Regions from separate parts of the Homo sapiens genome. Here region 1 is linked to region 2. The links are chromatin contacts, found by Hi-C or POLR2A ChIA-PET in ENCODE. All regions are on one chromosome and are shown on one strand. The core of a region is the stretch at or near the end of the contact, and the rest is flanking DNA. Distances in the headings are between cores, read along the strand shown.

Region 1 (7,439 bases), core at 3,245-5,744, 660 kb after region 2:
GTTTTCTTTTTGCTCCATTGAGAAAGCCACTTTTAATATTTTAAAGTTGCTCTCTGTACCACCCCCACCTTCCCCCCATGCCTCCTAAGGAATCAAAGTTCAAACCAGACTCTGAGTGGGGGATGGGTGAGATTATCAGACCAAGTTAGTTCTTTAGATTGCTTAGAGGCCCAGAAGGGTTTCAAGCCCTTTGAAGGGGTATTTGGGTGGCACCTGGCATCCTTTGTTTCTGGCAACAGAGTGCACTCAGCACTCCTGGGGGGCAAGGGCTTCCTCCCATCCTTGGCTTATGGAAAGCCATCCCAGATCAGGCCCCCCAACTCTCCAGAACAGGCTACAAACATGCAAATTAGAATTCTTTTAATATAAAAAAAAGTACTAAAATACCCACGTGGTTCTGCTGTGTTATTTGCCCTAAAGGAAGTGAGGGGCAGAGTGAAGAATCCCAGTGCAGCTCAGTGGGCCCAGAAATGGGCCTTTCCGTAGGCTAAGGCGTGCCCACTCCACCTCCACCAGACTTCTATCCCCTCTGCTGTTCCCAGCCCCCAATTCCTGCAGCAGGAAACCCCAGTGGTCTGGCTTTGGCACTGGGAGTAGAAGGCACCTGAAGGGCTGGCTGGGTGAGTGAGGACAGGTGACCTTTAAAAACAAAACGACACCGTGGGGTGGGGAAGCAGGTCATGCAGCTGTGGCAGCTGGCAGGGCCCACTCCTCCATGGCACAGGTGGGCATGGGATGGCCACTTCTCCAGAAGTGAGGAAGCCCAGATCCCAACAGAATACTTTCTCAAAATTGTTTTTGGTACGAAATAAATGGAAAGAAGATATGGGGTGGGGTGCTGTGGAGGCCGGGCCAGCCACCCTCCCCAGACCTTAGATCATAGCGATGCTCTCGGGGGCACAGTTGAGGTGGGTGGAGGTGCTGCTGCTCCCGGAGGACTTGCAGGCCCGGCCAGGGGTAGGCTGCAGTGCAGCCACCAGTGTGTCTGAGGAGACTGCCCCAAACTCGTAGCTGAAGGTGCCATAGAAAATGAGGATATCGATGACACACACCCACTCACACAGGGCTGCCCCATGTTGCAGCTGAGAACTCTCATGGACAAAGAAGACTCCACCTAAAACGAGGCTAAGGAAATGTTCAGTAGGACATACGGAAACCTGGCAACACCCCTTCTGCAGTCTCAGGCCTCACCTCTCCAAAGGGAGAGGTGTTAGTCCTCTCCCCCACATGGCAGTGTTAGGCCTCCACCCCCCATCCTCTTGGGAGGGAGAAAGGTTGAGCTAGAGGATGAGTTCCTGGCTGCCCCGTCCTGAAAGGATACTGAGGACCAGGGTGATAAAGGCGATGACAGCCAGCACACTTCGCAGATAGGCCACAGCCAGGTCCAGCGGGGCGGTGGCCCCTTGGTAGGAGAGAGCACAGTGCAGGCAAACAAAGAGCAGCCCCGCAGGGAAGGCCACGCCAGCTCCAACGTAGTGCAGAGACCTGGCATGATCCACCTGGGCCCAGAGAAGGGCCAGTTGGTGATGTGGCCATGGCCCCACCTCTCCACCCCTCCTTCAATGAATCTCCTCTCTCCCTCTTCCTTCCTCTCCCTCTTTCCAGCCCCAACCTTGAGGTGCCACACTGCAGGCAGCCAGGCCTTGTTAGGTAAAGTTTAAGGTTTGCAGGGGAGAAGGGGAAGCACCTGAAAGTTGCCAACCACCAAGAGGCCCGCAGCGTTGGTGCAGCCTGTGATGAGTGCCGTGGTGTTAACCCAAGAGTGCCGACTCTGCTCCAGGAGCTGCCCGTAGCGCAGGAGGCAGATCAGGGCCACTGGGGGAGGAGAGCACAGTTGAGGCCTTCCTCCAGCCCTGGCCCTGCCCAGCGAGCCTGTCAGCTTCCCCCAGACGCTGTGGTGCTCCTGCCCCTTCTGAGGGGCAGAAAGGAACAGACAGGCGGGTGGTGAACTAGGTTTCCTCAGGCTCCAGCCAGCAGGGTGGCTGTGTGGGAGTCAGCTTTTGGCCTTCAAGGAAGGGGAGAAGCTGCCTCTATTGCCTTAGCCCTTGGTGGGGAGGGCTGCACAGAAGGGCTTCCTGGGCCTTTCTGTGTGGGGATCACTGGGCTGGGCACGCAGGGTCAGGGCTAAGGGTACAACTCACCCATGAAAGCACCCATGTTGCCAATGAGGCTGAAGAGGCAGCTTTCTGGGGGATAGGAGCCACACTTGCTGCGAGGAGGGGGAAGGACAGAGTAAGAGGGGTGCAGGAGGCCCGGGGGGCCCCCATTTTGGCTCACTGGCTCTCCCCTGCTTTACCTGCACCTGCTCCTTAGCAGGCAGGCCACTGATTTATGTGAAGATCCAGGGTCCCTCATGAACAACTGGTTCCAGGCTGGGCCCCCAAAGCAGAGCTCATGTGTGTGAGAGAGAAGGGAGTGCCCAGGAGTGTTCGGGCAACCCTGACACTCTTTGCTGAGCCCTGCGGCTGGTTTGGCTATCCTTGAGCCAGAACACGGGCTGGGCAATCTGAGGGCTCCAGCTTAAATCCAGGTGCCTCCGCTTATTAGCTGTGTGACCTGGATGAGGAAGACTGAGCCTGTTTCCTCACCTATAAAATGGTGAAAACAATACCTGCCTCACTCCTGGGAGGATGAAAAGAGACAATGCATATAAAGCACTCAGCAGAGTGCCTGCCCCACAGTAACTGTCAAGTAGTGTTGTTATTAAGTGGCTCTTAGGATACTTATTGTTCCTGAGACCCAAGGACAGCTCTTTGCTTGAGGGGCTGTCTGGGAGGCCCTTAGATCTCCCTGACCGGCCCAATGTCCAGGCCTTACCTGATGAGGGGGACATCGTCCAGGGTGCAGCAGGTCTTGGGACCCCCTTGCTCAGCAGGGTCAGGAGGGCAGGACTCGTTGTAGGACCTGGCAGGCAGGACAGGGAGTAGACTGGGGGAAGGGACTGCCCCCAGGCCCTTGGCCTATAGCCTCAGGCCTCAAAGAGGACTCTCTCCCAGACCTCCCCTACAGGGACAGAAGATCCCACTCCCCAGTGCCCGCCTGAAGCAGTAACCAAAGGGGCAAAGGGATAGTGGGAAGTGGGTAGGTGGCAAGAAGCCATGCCTGGGGACCAATTTCAGAGAAGAGCAGTGAGGCTCAGGGTTGCAGTCTGGCTCGTGGCAGCCTCAGGCCCAAGAGGGGACAGAGATGAAGGAAGCTTTAGAGCAAGGTTGTCTGCAGAGTCCTTCATACCAGTTCTCCACAGGGCATACATGGTGGTTCATCACAGCCATGGCATACCTGTGGGAACAGAACTGTCACCCTGGCAGCCTTCCCGAGCCCCACTCAACCCACCCCATGACCCTTCTCTTCAACCTTGATTTCTGGCCCCATTCAGCCTCATTATTGTTGCTGGGGACTCAAGTTGAGGTCCCTAAGGCTTGATGCCACACCAGCACCTGCAGCATGCCCCCAGCTACAGGCCCTCTGGAAATTGCCCTGGCTAGAAGTATATTTGTCAGGGCCACCCTGCTGGACAGCAGTGGTGCCAGCTTGTCCCAAGGGGCTGTGTGCCCAGGCACCAAGTCAGGCTTTTGAGACACCCAGAGTGACCCTGGGTACCACCGTGGCTATGACAGGACAAGAGACTTTGTGTGCGTCATCAAGCTCCTGTTGCCCCCCGGGCACCCCCCTTTACTCACACAGTCCATATGCCAGTGATGGAGAACGCTGACAGGCTGACAGGCAGGAGGATCCAGGCGGTCATGAGGGAGGGGAGCCAGGGTGGTGGTGGTGTTGGGGGGAGGACAAGAGGTAGATGGGGAAGTGGGGGCGGACCAGCTACCTTGAGATGTTTCTGCCACAACCATCAGCTGTCCTGGCCTGGTGGAGAGAGATCAAAGTCCAGGAGTGGGTAACTGGCCGGGAAGGGGGAGGGGAAGGGGGTCAACACCTTATCCAGCGCTCCCGTTGGGTCTCTGAGCGTCCAAAGTTTGGGCTGAGCCCACGGCAGAACGTGAACACCCTCTGGCACTGGGGGCCTCCGCGGTCAACCCAAATGCCACCGGCGTGCTGAGAGACGCAGGCGGACCGTAACATCTGGAAGGGAGTTACCCTCCTTCTGAGGGACCAGGGCTGGGAGAAGGGCTGGACAACCGAAGAGGCCACGCCAAGGAGAGGCTGGGTGCCGGCCCAGTGGAGCGGTGGCGAGTCGGCGGCGCGCAGGCAACCACCTGACCATCGGCGCCCTGGGCGAGGGGCGGGTTCACGCGGAAAGCCCAGCCCGGCCCGGCCCCCGCTCGCCTGGGCGCGGGGACCCCGGCTGGGGCCGGACCCTGCGGCCGGCGACCCCCCAGGACCCGGGACGCGAGAGTCCCCAGGTGATTCCTGGAAGCCCGGAGGAAGGGAAGGAGCCCAGTACGCACCTCCCCGGAGCGCCCCGCCGCCGCCGCACCCTGCTCGGCCCCCTCGTGGCGCCGACTCTAGCTGCGGCCCTCGGAGCAGCCCTGAAAGGTTTAAAGGGCCGAGCGGCCCCGCCCCTGGAGGCCCCAGGCCTCGCCGCGCCGCCCGCCGGGACGTGGAGTCCGCGCAGCCCCGGCCTCGGTGCCCGCGCCCTGCCCGAGACTACAACTCCCGAGCCCCCGCGCCCGCGTCACGGGGGAAACGTGGGCGGTGTCCCAACTTCGGAGGACCTGGGCGCGGAGGGCTGTGGCGTGAAGACCGCTCTAAAACCGAGATGACTAGAGGTTCCGTTTAACCGATTCCTGCCGGGGAAGCGTCAGCAGGTGGGGATCTCGGGGCAGCCTGCATTCCAGCTCTACCTGGGATTGTCGCCGTGCACATGGCTGGAGGAGCGTCTCTCCGCCACTGCGCACATTTTGCAGCCTGCACCGGCCAACGGTGAGTCCTCTAGGAAGCTCTCTCAACGTGGCGCCCCATGCCTGCCTCTGGCCAGGGCTGCGGTGGGTCCAGAGAAGCAGACACAAAGACTTGGCTGTTTCTTAAGAAATCCAAGCGCCTGGGATTTGGCTTATGGTTCCTGTGGCTCAGCAAACTCCGGAGGAGGGCTGCTTTCATTAGATACTTTTTGCTTTCCTGCATACAAGTACACAATGTACTAGCCAGAAATCAGTGTCCAAGACGTGTTTCCCGACTGATCAACACTTATTTGAAATAAGACGGCAGAGACCAGAGGACATCCATTCTAAATAGACACATGTAGGTGTCAGTGTAGAGTAGGTAAGGATTAACATGGCCAGTGTTGGTAAGCAAAGAGGGGAAGGTGAGAGACCCGGAGGAATCTGGGAAAAGGAAACAGGATAGTGTGGGAAAAATTACTGACCAGCTTCACCAAAAACTTACAGGCTATGAGTGCATTCCTGGATGTTTCTTTTTTTTTTACTTTTTCTTTTTCTTTTTTTTTTTTTTGAGACGGAGTCTCGCTCTGTCGCCCAGGCTGGAGTGCAGTGGCGCGATCTCGGCTCACTGTAAGCTCCGCCTCACGGGTTCACGCCATTCTCCTGCCTCAGCCTCCCGAGTAGCTGGGAACTACAGGCGCCCGCCACCTCACCCGGCTAATTTTTTTGTATTTTTAGTAGAGACGGGGTTTCACCATGTTAGCCAGGATGGTCTCGATCTCCTGACCTCGTGATCCGCCCGCCTCGGCCTCCCAAAGTGCTGGGATTACAGGCGTGGGCCACTGCGCCTGGCCCGGATGTTTCTTAAATTATTGCAAGGGTGGAAATACTTTCACATATCAGAAGTGTGCCTGGCATTCTGTCTCAAAGGCGGTCCCAGCATCTGTTGGAGCCCTTGTGAGATGACAGATCATCACCTGAATGGTGCACAGGCGCAGGTTGCCCAGCGTGGGGAGCTGAAGTTTGGCAACACTGGTGAGGCAAAGGCTATGTGAAACAACAGGGTCCTGTGCTTTAGAGAAGTAGAGCAGAATAAACTGCACAATGACTTGAAGAGGGAGAAACCTTCTTGGACCCAGTGGAAAGCAGAAATGGAAGCAGAAAACCTGTTGGAGAGCCCTTTTTCTTTTGAGACAGAGTTTCACTTGTTGCCCAGGCTGGAATGCAATGGTGCAATCTCGGCTCACTGTTACCTCTGCCTCCTGTGTTCAAGTGATTCTTGTGCCTCAGCCTCCCGAGTAGCTGGGATTACAGGTGCCTGCCACCATGCCCAGCTAATTTTTTTATATTTTTAGTAGAGACGGGGTTTCACCATGTTGGTCAGGCTGCTCTTGAACTCCTGACCTCAGGTGATCCGCTCGCCTTGGCCTCTCAAAGTGCTGGGATTACAGATGTGAACCACCGTGCCCAGCGGGAGAGCCCTGTCCTTAAACACATTAGGACAAGTAGTTAAAACAGGGCCAAGAAGTATGGCTGTGTAGTGATCACTGTACAAGCACACCTGGCTGAATAAACCAGTGGGGGATAAAATCCAGCTCACCTGCCGCTGGCTATGCTTTGTGCCTCAGGACAAGGGTGTGCTTCCTTGCTAATTGACAGGAACCATCTTCCTGCCCAACTGCATTCCCACTGCGTAGGCACCTTATCTGCCCAATGGGGCTGTGAACCCTAATTGGAAGCTTTGCAATTCTTAACACTATATCTTCTTGAGCTGGGTTTGAGTCCCTATCCAATCAAGATGAAGGCCTGAGAGGACTACTCAAGTTCTAACATGATGTGGGGGCAAGGCATAGTAGTCCAGATCCGGGACATGAGGCAGCTTTTGGCTTAGTATGACAATCTAATAGTTCCTAAAATAGAATTATCCCAGGATGGAGCTCCGTATGACAGAAGGGCTCTTCATAGGTAGTTGGTAGGGGGAATTGTGTATCATGTAAGAAGTAGGACCAGATGTCTTTAAAAAGACCTTCCAACTCTAATGCTACATGAGTCTGTCTAGTTGTTATGTTCCAACAGGGACAGCTCTTAAAATAGTGTGGCAAAGCAAGAGATGAGATTTCCAGTGCTGACTCGGTGGTGGAATGACTTTAGGGCAGGTATTTAACCTCCACTTCCCCAAGTACACAAGTTATTTCACAACTCTTGGCAAAAACAGTGCTGTAAAAATCGTAAGTTTATTTGTTAAAAAAAATACTGTATTTGAAAAGTACCTTCCTTCTGGGATTTTCAAATAATTTGTACACTACATTTTATTCATCTACACATTGGAAATGAGTAAACTGGTGAACATATAGCTTTTTATACATTTAACACAACCAGTGCAAATTCTCCTGCCTCTGAGAAGGCAGAGAAGCCCTTTACTCAGAAGGTCTTCAATTCTAGCATTACTCCAACTCCTAGGGAAATTTCGGGTGGGTGCCTATGGCTGTATGACCATCTGATTCCTCAGGGACAGGACAGGAATTCAGCAAGGGAGCTTAAAATATTTTAAGTAATTGTCAACATTCCATGGTGACTCTCCCCAAAAATCTAGTGGTAGGAAAA
Region 2 (7,371 bases), core at 3,306-5,805:
AGATTAGGCCTTTATTCACCTTTACACCTGTAGTGTCTGGCCCAGAGCTCTTAGATGATCAACAAGGGTTTTATTAGATGAGTGAAAAAAATTAATAAATTGGGCCAGGTGTGGTGGCTCACGCCAGTAATCCTAGCACTTTGGGAGGCCAAGTTGAGACAATCATCTGAAGTCAGGAGTTCAAGACCAGCCTGGCCAACATGGCAAAATCCTGTCTTTACTAAAAATACAAAAATTAGCCAGGTGTGGTGGTGCGTGCCTGTAATCCTAGCTACTTGGGAGGCTGAGACAGGACAATCTCTGGAACCCGGGAGGCGGAGGTTGCAGTGAGCTGAGATCATGCCACTGCACTCCAGCCTGGGCCACAGATTGAGACTCCGTCTCAAGGAAAAAAAAAATGATAAATTGGGCTTCTAGGTTCAATCTCAGGAAAACAACTGGAAACTATATACTGTAAGGACTAAGGCTATAATCACCTTAAGAGATTTCATGACTCTGCAACTTCCCCATGTGTGGGATTTTTGTCTTCTCACCTGTATTTCCCTAGACAGACTAGTAATTAAACATCTAAAACAAAAAGGGTCAGTGCCCTGTAAGCGTGTAGAGTATCCTGACTCAGCCAGCAGGTATCTTCCGCTCACTGGGCCCACACTGGCCACAAGGCCAGGACATAGCTTCTGTCTCAGAATCCTAGTCATGGCTCTGTGGTGCCATCTTTTTAGAAGTAGAAGTATTTCTTGAGGGCTACAATGTGCCAGGCACTGGACTGGTGGTCTGAGCTCCATCTGCATAGGGGAGGGATTTCAGAGCATTGCCCCTTAAAGTGAATACTTGTTGCTTGTTCCCCACCCCTCTTTCTCCAGCACAAGACCCTGCTGCAGGTTCCTGACCTCAGAGATCCATTCAGGGGCCAGCAAATGACCCTACTGGCCCCATCAGAGTGACTCTCAGCACTGCTGCAGGCACCTGTGGATAAAAGGCTTGCCCTTTTTGGCTTGACTTGATCTGGAAAGGAATGAGTTGGAACTACTATTACCATTTTTTTTTTAGATGGAGTCTCGCTCTGTTGCCCAGGCTGGAATGCAGTGGTGTGATCTCAGCTCACCAACCTCTGCCTCCCGGGCTCAAGCGATTCTGGTGCCTCAGCCTCCTGAGTAGCTGGGATTACAGGCGTCCACCACCACGCCCGGCTAATTTTTGTATTTTTAGTAGGAGATGGGGCTTTACCACGTTGGCCAGACTGGTCTTGAACTGCTGACCTCAAGTGATCAGCCTGCCTCGGCCTCCTAAAGTGCTGGGATTACAGGCGTGAGCCACTGCACCTGGCCTACTATCACCATTTTTTGCCACCACACAGAGAACCCCCCCAAGAATAGAGCTGAGAGATAGGAAGTGAGACTGAATCATCAGGGAGTGAAATCAAGGGCCTTGCCACATTTACATCCCTAGATCCAGTCATGCCTAAAGTGAGGCTTTCAGTTACATGTGAGAAAGAGCTCTAGCATATATTCTCTGTTCTCTCTGACTATAGAAGATCAGTCACATGACAAATTTTATTTCACAAAGCTGCTGGAGGCCTGAGCTATAGGTCTGCATACAGGTAAGAGGCCCCCCGATGAAGACTGAGAGGAAAGATCCATAGATACATGGGTGAAACAAGGTCAATAAAAGGCATTCTGCCTCCACTGAGATACAACAGGTATGTAAACATATGGGAGAGAAAGGGAAATGGGTCAGTCAGAAGCCAAGCCAAGCTGGGGTTGTCAACTTGGTCCAGGAGTGGGAATGAATGTGCCAGTCCCCCCCAATTACCAGGAGACATAATAAATGATTGTTAAAGGCTGGGTGCGGTGGCTCTTGCCTGTAATCCCAGCACTTTGGGAGGCCAAGGCGGGTGAATCACCTGAGGTCAGGAGTTTGAGACCAGCCTGGCTAACAGGGTAAAAGCCCGTCTCTACTAAAAATATGAAAAAGTAGTGGGGTTTGGTGGTGCTCGCCTGTAATCCCAGCTACTCGGGAGGCTGAGGCAGGAGAATCGCTTGAACCTGGGAGAAGGAGGGGTTACAGTGAGCCGAGATTGCGCCACTGCCCTCCAGCCTGGGTGACAGAGCAAGACTCTCTCAAAAAATAAATAAATAAATAAATAAATAATTGTTGTTGTTTGTGTCACCGACACAGTAGATAACTGAAACTATCTTCCTTCCCATATCTGCTCCTCTTCTTTTTTTTTTTTCTTTTTCTGAGTCGGAGTTTCATTTTTATTGCCCAGGCTAGAGTGCAATGGCCCAGTCTCAGCTCACCACAACCTCCCGGGTTCAAGCGATTCTAGTGCCTCAGCCTCCTGAGTAGCTGGGACTACAGGCATGCGCCACAATGCCCAGCTAATTTTAGTAGCGACAGGGTTTCTCCATGTTGGTCAGGCTGGTCTTGAACTCCCAACCTCAGGTGATCCACCTGCCTCAGCCTCCCAAAGTGCTGGGATTACAGGCGTGAGCCTCTGCGCCCGGCATCTGCTCCTCTTCTCATATCTCCCATGTTGGCTAATGGCACCAGCACCTCCTGTGGTAAATATGTATTCTGTCTTTGTCCTCAGTCTTTGCACGCAGCTCCTATAACCCTTGGAATCCCTGGAATGATATCTTTTGTGTGCTAATAAGGTGCCTGGTGGCTGGGGGTCCCCGACATAGCTTGAGGATGGGGGCTGGTCACCAGAGAGACCAAGGCATGACAGAATTGGAACTTTCAGCTCATCCCCAGACCTCCAGGAAGGAAAAGGGGCTGGTGATTGAGTCAATCAGCATTGGTCAATGATTTCATCAATTGTGCCTGTGTAATGAAACCTCCATAAAAACCCCTAAATGATGAGATTCGGGGAGCTTCCAGTTGGTGAACACACTGAAGTGCTAGGAGGGCGGCCTGCCCAGAGGAGACATAGAAGCCCTGCGTGCCCCTCCAATACCATGCCCTATGCTTCCACCTGGCTGTCTCTGAGCATATGTCCTTGATCATAAAGTGGTAAGCCTAACGAAAGTGTTTCCGAGTTCTGTGAGCCATTCTGGCAAATTATTGAACATGAAGAGGGGGTTGTGGTAACCTAGGACTTCTATAGCTGGTTGGTTAGAAATACAGATGGTAACCTGGTACCAGCAACCGACATCTGAAATCAGGGCAGTCTTGCGGGATGGAGCTCTTTGGTGGCATTGACACTAATTCTAGGTAGATAATGTCAGAATGGAATTGATTTGTTGGATACCCAATTGGTATCTGGAGAGTTGAATAACTGGTCAGTATAAGAAAAAACTCACACATTTGGTGGCAGAAGTATTGTGAATAAAAACAGTTCAGAGCTCCCCTACTCCCAAACCAGAAAACCTGGAGTCATCTTCGATGCCACCCTCTCACCACCCACCCTCTGCACTATCCCTGCCAATCACTTGCCAAGTTACCCTGATTCCACCTCCAAATACCTCTCTCATCTCCCGTCTTCACTTTTCATTCATCATTTACTCATTCAATCACAAATATTTGCTCTTATCTTCTCTGTGCCAGGCTTTGTGATAGGCATTGGAGTCAGAAGAATGAATGAGACCTGGTAGGAAAATCACAATCTAGTGGTAAAACAAAAACCAGAACACAATCATAAAGCAATGGGATTCACACTCAGAAATGCATAGAGCTGCTGGGCGTGGTGGCTCATGCCTGTAATCCCATCACTTTGGGAGGCCGAGGTGGGCGGATCATGAGGTCAGGGGTTCGAGACCAGCCTGACCAACATGGTGAAACCCTGTCTCTACTAAAAATACAAAATTAGCTGGGCGTGGTGGCACATGCCTGTAATCCTGGCTACTCAGGAGGCTAAAGCAGGAGAATCACTTGAACCTGGGAGGCAGAGATTGCAGCAAGCCGAGATCGCACTACTGCACTCCAGCTTGGATGACACAGTGAGACTCTGTCTCAAAAAAAAAAAAAAAAAAAAGAAAAGAAAAGAAAAGAAATGCACAGAGCATCATAGAGTCCAGGGCAGGGGTCCCTGACCAAGCTCGGGAATGGTGGGGGATGGGGTGGGGACATCAGTGGAGTTTTTTGGGGTTTTTTGTTTTGCTTTGTTTGAGACAGGGTCTTGCTCCGTCACCCAGGCTGGAGTGCAGTGGTGTGATCATAGTTCACTGCAACCTTGAACTCCTGGGCTCAAGGGATCCCCCGGCCTCAGCCTCCTGAGTAGCTGGGATTACAGGCATGAGCCACCACACCCAGTCAATAGACTTTTCTTGATGTGGGTGACACCCAAGCTTTAAGTTTGAAGACTAAAGGAGAGCTGGCACACCAACAGTATACGAGGGGAGGGGAGGGGAGAGGGGAGGGGAGAGGAGGGGAGAGGGGAGGTGAGAGGGGAAGGGAGGGGAGGGAGGAGGGGAGGGGAGGGGAGGGGAGAGGACACAGCAGGCTGGTAGGGCAGCTTTGAATATGGCTCAGAGGCGAGGCGAGCAAGGTCTGAATCACTTCTGCTCCAAGTCCAGGCCCACATTACTTCTTATACGGACAAGAGGCCAGTAACTGCTCTACCCACACATTCTCCTCCCCTACCATCAGAAAAATCTCCCTAAAGCTCAAATTTGACTTCCTGTCTCCCCTGCTTGCTACCCTCTGCTGGTTCCCCTTTCTGATCTGTGGTGTCTCAGCTCCACCTCTGTTCATAAACTTCATATGGTGCCTTCAAAAGTATTTCCGTCTCTGGACCTTCATCCCTGCACTACTGTCTGCCTGGAATTTCCTGCCCTGCCTTGGTTGATGAGGTGGACTCCTATTCATACTTCAGAGTGACTCAGATGTGACTTGTTCCACAAAGTCCCCACCCACTTGCACTCACCTCCGTGGTGCACGTATTCCAGGGCCGTGAGCTTCACCTCTCTGCACGTCTCCCTCCTGCTACAGCTGTGAGGGTGCAGACCTCCTCTGCTGGCACCAGGGCCCGGCCTGCAGTGGGCCTTTGGCAAATGAGGAACTAGGGCTACCGGTAGGTGAAAATGCAGCTAATGCCCAGGAAGCTAGAAGCTGTTGGAACATTTCTGAGACCCTTTAGACCTGGAAATAGCTCTATGTTAGAGGGTTGCTGATAGAGAAGGCTGGAAGTGAGGTCCCTCTGTCCCCAGCTCGCCTCAGACCCTGGTTCCAGATACAGTTGCATGTGTTTCCAACCAAGACTCTGACCTGGCTCCTCAACCAAACCTCCCCTGCGTCCATGGATCTATCTGAACTCCCATTTATAATCGTAAGAGGCTGTGGGTTAGAGGCGCTGTGCTAATGATGGCTGTATGGTTATTATGATTGTGAAGTTGTTATATTTTACATAGAATACAAGTTTATGTACATTACGATTAAGACTAGTAAAGCTCTTTGGAACTTTAAAAACAAATCCCAGTCAGGCGTGATGGCTCACGCCTGTAATCCTAGCTCTTTGGGAGTCCAAGGCAGGAGGACTGGTTAAGCCCAATTCTCCAGGAGTTTGAGACCAGCCTGGGCAACATAGTAGGACCCCATCTCTACAAAAAAATAAAAATCAAAAAATTAGCCAGACGTGGTGGCATGCACCTTTAGTCCCAGCTACTCGGGAGGCTGAGGCAGGAGGACTGTTTGAGCCCAGGAGGTGGAACCTACGGTGAGCCATGATCTCACCACTGCACTCCAGCCTGGGCAACAGAGTGAGACCCTGTCTCAAAAAAACGAAACAAAACAAATCTCAATTCAATTACATTTAATTATTTCAAAAACCAAGCTCTCTCATTGTACAACATTCAAACAATAACGTAAGAAAAAGTGCCTATGGGTCCCAAATTGGTGTGACTCCTGTGTCCTGTCAGCCTATAGAAACACAAGTGTCTGTGTGTGTAACTTTGACCCCTTCTCCTCCCCCTCCAAAAAATGTACATGCATATATATATATATACTTTTTGTTTTGTTTTTGTTGTTTTTTGTTTTTGATATTAGTAGAGACAAGGTCTCACTATGTTGCCCAGGCTGGTCACAAACTCCTGGGCTCATGCGATCCTCTCACCTTGGCCTCACAAAGTACCGGGGTTATAGGCGTGAGCCACCATGCTCAGCCTATACATTCTTATTCTTTTTTTTCTTTCTTTTTTTTTTTTTTTTTGAGACAGAGTCTTGCTCTGTCACCCAGGCTGGAGATCAGGCCATTGCCTGATCTCGGCTCACTGCAACCTCCACCTCCTGGGTTCAAGCGATTCTCCTGCCTCGGCCTCTCGAGTAGCTGGGATTACAGGCATGTACCACCACACCAAGCTAATTTTGTATTTTTAGTAGAGACGGGGTTTCACCATGTTGGTCAGGCTGGTCTTGAACTCCTGACCTCAGGTGATCCACCCACCTCAGCCTCCCAAAGTGTTAGGGTTACAGGCGTGAGCCACCATGCCCAGCTATATATATATTTTTTGTTTGGTTGGTTTTGTTTTGTTTTGTTTTTTGAGGCAGAGTCTCGCTCTGTCACCCAGGCTGAAGTGAAGTGGCACGATCTCGGCTCACTGCAACCTCCGCCTCCCAGGTTCAAGCGATTCTCCTGCCTCAGCCTCTCGAGTAGCTGGGATTACAGAAGCGCACCACCACGGCTGGCTAATTTTTTGGTATTTTTTAGTAGAGACAGGTTTTCACCATGTTGGTCAGGCTGGTCTTGAACCCCTGACCTCAAGTGATCCGCCCGCTTCAGCCTCCCAAAGTGCTGGGATTACAGGCGTGAGCCACCACACCTGGCCTTATATTCTTTTTAAAAAAAAAAAAAAACAAAACAAAAACAAAAAGAAAAAAAACACCTGATGGGGTCAGGTGTGATGGCTCACACCTGTAATCCCAGCACTTTGGGAGGCCGAGGTGGGCGGATCACTTGAGGTTAGGAGTTAGAGACCAGCCTGGCCAACATATAGTGAAACCCCATCTCTACTAAAAATACAAAAATTAGCTGGGTGTAGTGGCGCACGCCTGTAATCCCAGCTACTCAGGAGGCTGTCTGGAAAATCACTTGAACCTGGGAGGCGGAGGTTGCAGTGAGCTGAGATCACGCCATTGCACTCCAGCCTGGGCAACAAGAGCGAGACTCCATCTCAACAAAACAAAACAAAAAAACAACTTGATGGATATCTTTGTCAGTACATATAATTCTATTTGGTTCTTTTTAATGGTCACATAGTAAGACTTATTATATTAGGGTCAGCAAAGTATGGCCTCTAGACCAAATATGGCCCAGCACCTAAAAGAAGTTGTATGGGAACATAGCCATGCCTATTCCTTTCCATAGAGTCTCAGCCTGCTTTTGCACTATAGTAGCAGAATTGAAAGGTTGCATCAGAGACTGTGGCCTACAAT

What was found. Hi-C counts contacts between places; a loop is a spot of excess contacts on that map. ChIA-PET counts read pairs that join two places held with the same protein, here RNA polymerase II (POLR2A). Pooled maps may share reads with other maps.
Region 1: a loop to region 2 is called in a pooled map, with 2.2 times the contacts of the local background. The contact joins the promoter of TMEM150A here to the enhancer-like site in region 2. A Hi-C loop is called at or near these places in 1 of 37 single-sample maps with no recorded cell type and 3 of 50 pooled maps. POLR2A ChIA-PET finds 5 or more read pairs at or near these places in 3 of 52 experiments (OCI-LY7, PC-9 and activated B cell).

Annotation. Positions count from the first base shown.
Region 1 is chr2:85,598,204-85,605,642 of GRCh38, forward strand. It overlaps TMEM150A (transmembrane protein 150A), which reads right to left and starts at 4,495. Exons shown (of 8, transcript NM_001031738.3): 1 at 4,404-4,495; 2 at 3,681-3,861; 3 at 3,232-3,279; 4 at 2,818-2,904; 5 at 2,142-2,209; 6 at 1,688-1,815; 7 at 1,322-1,499; 8 at 344-1,114. The coding sequence starts at 3,745. The coding sequence ends at 873. C2orf68 (chromosome 2 open reading frame 68) reads right to left here. Exons shown (of 4, transcript NM_001013649.4): 4 at 7,051-7,439. It also overlaps a transcript of USP39 not described here. RefSeq lists silencers at 3,965-4,024, 4,125-4,704.
Region 2 is chr2:84,941,761-84,949,131 of GRCh38, forward strand. No RefSeq gene overlaps it. Among named protein-coding and RNA genes, the nearest start is that of KCMF1, 26 kb to the right of the region's middle. RefSeq lists enhancers at 1,539-1,628, 4,654-4,823 and a silencer at 4,334-4,483. Within about 2 kb of position 4,556, at least 20 of the 41 ENCODE cell types and tissues checked have a DNase peak (open chromatin) inside an H3K27ac peak, as active enhancers do; they include OCI-LY7 and PC-9, where a contact is called at or near this core.